2 separate regions of the Homo sapiens genome follow, and region 1 is linked to region 2. A link is an interaction called in ENCODE POLR2A ChIA-PET data of the cell type or tissue named here. Cell type or tissue: OCI-LY7. All regions are shown on one strand. Each heading gives the region's core, and the rest is flanking DNA. Links, peaks and the distances in the headings are about the cores only. Region 1 overlaps CACNB4 (calcium voltage-gated channel auxiliary subunit beta 4). Region 2 overlaps CACNB4 (calcium voltage-gated channel auxiliary subunit beta 4).

Region 1 (2,813 bases), core at 281-2,780, 210 kb after region 2:
AGCCTCCCAAAGAGCTGGGATTACAGGCGTGAGCCACTGCACCCGGCCTGCATTCTCTTTCCCTCTCGTTTCACAACCGTATTTCTCCTTCTCATTCTTTTTTCAGATCCCTTTATTTCTTCTCATTCATTATAATGATTATTTTTCTGTGGCTCTCTTGCTCACTCTCTCTCTTTCCTTCTTTCCTTTTTTTCTTCTCCCTTCCTCATTTTCTCTCTCTCCCTGACCTTCTTCACCATAAGAAGGAAGTAGGTCACCAGCCACAGCCCTAGATTCTGTCTCCCTATAATATCCGAATCTACAGAAAGAAAGAAAGGCTGTGTTCTAAAGCATGAATCTTCCACATGGAGCAGCAAGGGCTTACACAGGTGCCCAGGCGACAAGCTAACTTCCTCTTTTAGGCTATGAATTGATAAACCAATAAAAGAAACCATTTTATTCCTTTTAGAGCGTTCAAGTTAAGACCATGTTGGTTTGACTGGTGACTGTCATTAACCTACAGTGAGGAACTTCTACTGAGGGCCAAATGTGTCGACTTGTCTGCAAGGCAACTGCATCTCAACCAACCAGACCACAGTATGGAGATGGGACACCCAAATGTTTTAATCTGGTCTGCAGAATCCCAGCATGGGTCAGTCTGCTGAGTGGATGTATCTTGGCCAAGCTGGCATTTGGCATGTTGGGTGAAAGCCCCAGGTTTTTTGTGAAATACCATTATCACAGCTGCCCTGGACAGATGACTTTCCAAAGTGACATAGTGTGCTGGGCCCGCTGCCTGTCACGTAAAGACGAGGAAAGAAAGTTTCCGGGTTCTCCCACACACAATTCAGCCCTCACTTTGCCTTCCATCCTTTTGGCACACTGGCTGGTCAGAAATGTGATCATCTGCTATTGATGAAGCGGACACAACCTCTAAAAGAGAGCTCTTTGGAATGCTGGACATAAGAGGAGAGAAAATCACCCACTAGATTTACTCTAAATGAGCCACATCAAATGCAACATGAACAAGAACCTCTAATCAGTTGCAATCAAATGAAAAGAGACTTCCTGGAGAGTAACAGCCAGATGGAAAGTTAAAGTCGTTCAGACCATTAACATTCCACTAATGCTCACTGCTTTTTTAACAAGCAAATGGAGCCAGGTTTGGTAGAGGAAAGGAAAATGCAAGACCAGTGCAGCGGCTCACACCTGCAATCCCAGCTCTTTGGGAAGCTGAGGTAGGAGGATCACTTAACCCCTGAAGCTTGAGGCTGCAGTGAGCCATGATTGTGCCATTGCACTCCGGCCTGTGTGACAGAGCAAGACTCTGTCTCTAAAAAAAATTTTTTTTTAATGCAGGCATATCCACTTGTGGGGTTTTTCTGCTTGTTTGTTTGTTTGTTTTGAGACAGGGTCTCACTTTGTCACCCAGGCTGGAGTGCAGTGGCACAATCTTGGCTCACTGCAGCCTCGATCTCGATCTACCGGGTTCAAGTGATCCTTCTGCCTCAGGTCCCCAGGTAGCTGGGACTACAGGTGCACGTCACCACATCCAGCTAATTTTTTTTATTGACACAAGGTTTCACCATGTTGCCCAGGCTGGTCTTGAACCCCTGAGCTTAAGTGATCTGCGCACCTCGGCCTCCCAAGTGCTGGGATTACAGATGTGAGCCGCTGGGCCCAGCCCACATCCACTTTTTCTAAAACACCACCACCAACCACAGAAAAAAACCCTCAAAAACCACATACAATGACCTAATGGAGAGACAGGTGACTGGTGAAGAAATTTACCCAGGGAGGTCCTTTTCCTTGACCGCCCCCCATCCCTACCCAGCGGCCCAGCTTTCCCTTTGGCTTTTTACTATCAACTTTTTTTTTGAACAGTATTATTGAAATATAATTCACATACCATTCAATTCACCCATTTAAAGTGCATAATCAACAGTTTAGTATATTCAGAGTTGTGCTGCAACTATCACCACAACCAGTTTTAGATTATTTTAATTACCCCAAAGAGAAATACTTGGTATGGACTGAATATGTCCCCACAAAATACATATGTTAAGCCCTAATCTCCAGTGTGATGGCATTTGGAGATGGAGCGCTCAGGAGGTGATCAGATCATGAGGGTGAAGCCCTCCTGATGGGGTTAGCGTCCTTCTAAGAAGAGACAGGAGAGGGCTTGCTTCCTCTCTCTCTGCTCTCAGCCATGTGAGGATGTGAAAGTACAAGAAGAAGACAGTTGTCTGCAAACTGAAAGAGGGCTTTCAACAAGAACCCAAACATGCTGGTACCAGTATCATGGACTTTCAGCCTCCAGAACTTTGAAAAGTAACTTTCTGTTGTTTAAGCCACCCATCTATGGTAATTTGTCATGGCAGCCACAGCAAACTAAACAACTCTGTTCCCTTTACCAGTCACTCCCCAATCCCTCCACTCCCCCGACCTTGGCAATCACTAACCGTTCTGTCTCTCTAAATGTGCCTATACTGGACTTTTCCTATAAATGGTAACATAAAATATGTAGTTTTTGTAGTTTATGTAGCATTAAAGTACATATAATATGTAGTTTTTCATAATATGAAGCCCTCTTGTATCTGGCTTCTTTCAGACATAGTGTTAGCATAATATTTTCAAGGTTCACACATATTGTAGCACATCATCAGTACAGCTGCTCCTCCGCTTATGGCGGGGTTACATCCCATTGAAAATACCATAAATTGAAATTGCATTTAACACATCCAGCCTACTGAACATCATAGCTTAGTCTAGCCTACCTTAAGTGTGCTCAGAATACATATGTTAGCCTACAGGTGGGCAAAATCATTTTAACA
Region 2 (2,766 bases), core at 18-2,517:
GTTTAATTCCACAGTGCTGAATGACTATGCTTCCTATTACAAATGTAGAATTGAAAGCTAACTGTTAAATGGAACTTAATATATTTAGGAAGTTCTAATAATTCCATTTCTATTGCAAAAATGAAAATTATTTTACTATTGGGAAATAAAGTTCAGAATAGCATTTATTATTTCTCTCTTGAATTGATATAATCTTTCTCCTTCTAAAGTAACACACCTCACCTTGATCTAACTGAATATTCCTTATACCTTTTAAAAACATTTTAATAAAATTATTATTTGTGCTGTTCATAAAATAAAGTGTTTCTGCATCCTACATAAATGTAATAATCTTTCCAAGGGTGTATACAATAATTATGAAGCCAGCTAATTGATACATTTATAAATCTTGCTTCCTCAACTAAAATGTCCTGCAAAATAATCTTCCAATATAAACGAAATTCCTCTAATACCATTAATTGAAATTAGCATCTTAAGATACTTATTTGAAGGCTCAGAAAATGTTATTCAACATTTTTCTCCACTATGAGAAAACATTTATCTACTTGTGTCTACTGGTTTAGGTAGGTCACATCAGTTAAGGCACAGGATCCTGCTGAAACCATGGGCCCAGACACATCTCATCTAAAGTACACTCAGATTCAGGCAGAAGGAAATTCATTTGACAGGTCACAGACTGTGCCTTTAACCTCAGGTGCCTCACAATGAAGTGTCAATTGTTACTGGGAGAAGAAATAGGCCACAGAATAAAGGGCAACACATTAACTCATTAGTGAAACAGGGAGAACCACTCTAGGTGGATGTCTTAGCAGTGATGAGTCAAGATTGTTGTATTCAATATAAAAGTGCAACATTGCATTTCTACGTACATTACAGAAGTGTATTGCTTCATGCATCTATTTCTCATTCTGTAATGTACAATTCAGAGCCAATCCACACTAGTCAATAGTAATGTACACTCAGATCAGCCCATGGGAAGTGAAACAAGGCATGAAATAGTCCTAATGCATGCGTATGTGCTGTACATTACCACAGTACATTTTTCATGTTCATTTCTAGTTTCAAAAGCTATTCATTTGCATGACAGTTTTTCTGCTTACAAAGATGCAATTTTGTAACAGAGTAATACAGCTATAATAGCATTTCAGAGAGTGCCATTTATCTCAGAGTTAACTCTGTATGATCGACAATTAAGACTATCATTATAATCCATTAAAACAAAACTCATCATGATACAAGAGGGCTCAATTGACTACATGTTCCTCAGTTTGCTGCGGGTTTGGCCACATTCCAGCAGCTACTTGATGAATGGTAAATAATAATTGATGTAGAAAGGCAGGCTCATTTTGTACCATAAGGTCTCTGGTTCCCTATCTCTACCTCTGAGTGCAATACCAGAACAGCAGAAGGGAGAACCTCTTGATCCTGTGTTCGTCACCAGCTTCCCTAAAGGACACGTGCCACAGCCACTTACAAAGGTGGGCACCTGCACAGCCCCAAGAAAACTCAGGGATCAGTTACTGTTTCTGAACAGAGCAGCTCTACTTATATCCACATTGTCTTGTGCAAGGTAGAGAGCAGGCCTAGCAACCTGGGTGCGGCAGGATTAATTAAGGGCAGCTGAAAGGCCTATCTGCACCTATATATCTTACTTAGCTATTGTGTAATCCTTAAGAAGTGGCATTAAGAAGTAATGGAGGGGCCAGGAGTGGTGGCTCATGATGGTAATTTCAACATTTTGGGAGGCCAAGGCAGGAAGATTGCTTGAAGCCAGGAGTTTGAGATCATCCTGGGCAACAAAGTGAGACACTGACACTGTCTCTACAATTTTTTTTTTTTAATTATCCATGTGTGTGGTATGTGCCTGTAGTCCCAGCTATTTGGGAGGCTGAGGCAGCAGGACTGCATAAGCCCATGAGTCCAGGAATTTGAGGCTGTAGTGAGCTATGATCATATCACTGCATTCCAGCCTGAACAACAGAGTGAGACTATGTCTCTAAAAAAAAGTAATGGGCAGGTGCATTGAGTAGGCATTACGTTTGCCAGCAGAGTTTAGACATAGGAGGAGTTAATTTACCTAAGTAAAATCCACTGTAAATTCACAGACAGCATAATTCTCAGGAAATTGTCAGTCTCTGGGTAGTTTTCTCTAGGATAGATCATAATTAGATAATATTTAAGATTTTTAAATATAATGTGCACATAGTGTTCCCTCTTCAGATTAAGGATGACTCCAGTCTCCATCCTAATCAAGTTCCCATAGAATTTTACATGTAAGGTTGTAAAAAGCATGAGTGAAAAAGTGACAATACCTGTAACCCAGAAATTGCTGTGGGATATGGTGAGAGTGCCGTGGAGCCCAAATTCCTTCCCAGCAGCGGGGTCATGGGTGTGCTACTGGTTGTGTGGGTGGCACGCCAGTACGCCTCCAGGTACTCCCCTAGATGTTCACATGCATCCTCAAGCTGATTTTCATCCAATATAACATCAAACATTTCCTGTAGATGACAAGAAAATCCACTTTACTTCCATTTTAGGTTTTAGGCAATGAAACCTAAAATTCCACTTAACACAGATAATAGCATTTTTAATAGCTATTAGCTAAAATCAAATTTGAGGTGCTATATGGGCAGTTTCTAAAGTTAGGGTCAAGTGAAGAGTTACACAGTTATCCATGAACGAATGTAGACATTAATATAAAAATGAAAGTGTTCATTCAATATTTGGATCTTTTTTTTTTTTTTTTTTTTTTTTTTTTAAGACGGA

Evidence for each region. ChIA-PET counts read pairs that join two places held together with the same protein. Peaks named below come from ENCODE experiments on the same cell type or tissue, not always from the same donor. Only the 100,000 strongest peaks of a DNase experiment are listed, where the experiment ranks them.
Region 1: POLR2A ChIA-PET joins it to region 2 with 5 read pairs; 4 of 35 experiments call an interaction of 5 or more read pairs at or near these places.

What each region holds. Positions count from the first base shown.
Region 1 is chr2:152,049,403-152,052,215 of GRCh38, forward strand. The region is part of intron 2 of CACNB4 (calcium voltage-gated channel auxiliary subunit beta 4); the gene reads right to left. Among named protein-coding and RNA genes, the nearest start is that of CACNB4, 48 kb to the right of the region's middle. RefSeq lists enhancers at 720-1,341, 2,002-2,081, 2,202-2,381. In OCI-LY7, for the core only: no CTCF peak of the experiment used is centred there; no DNase peak of the experiment used is centred there.
Region 2 is chr2:151,839,591-151,842,356 of GRCh38, forward strand. CACNB4 (calcium voltage-gated channel auxiliary subunit beta 4) reads right to left here. Exons shown (of 14, transcript NM_000726.5): 13 at 2,313-2,498. Among named protein-coding and RNA genes, the nearest start is that of ARL5A, 13 kb to the left of the region's middle. In OCI-LY7, for the core only: no CTCF peak of the experiment used is centred there; a DNase peak (open chromatin) is centred at 991; H3K4me3 peaks cover 791 bases; H3K27ac peaks cover 1,281 bases.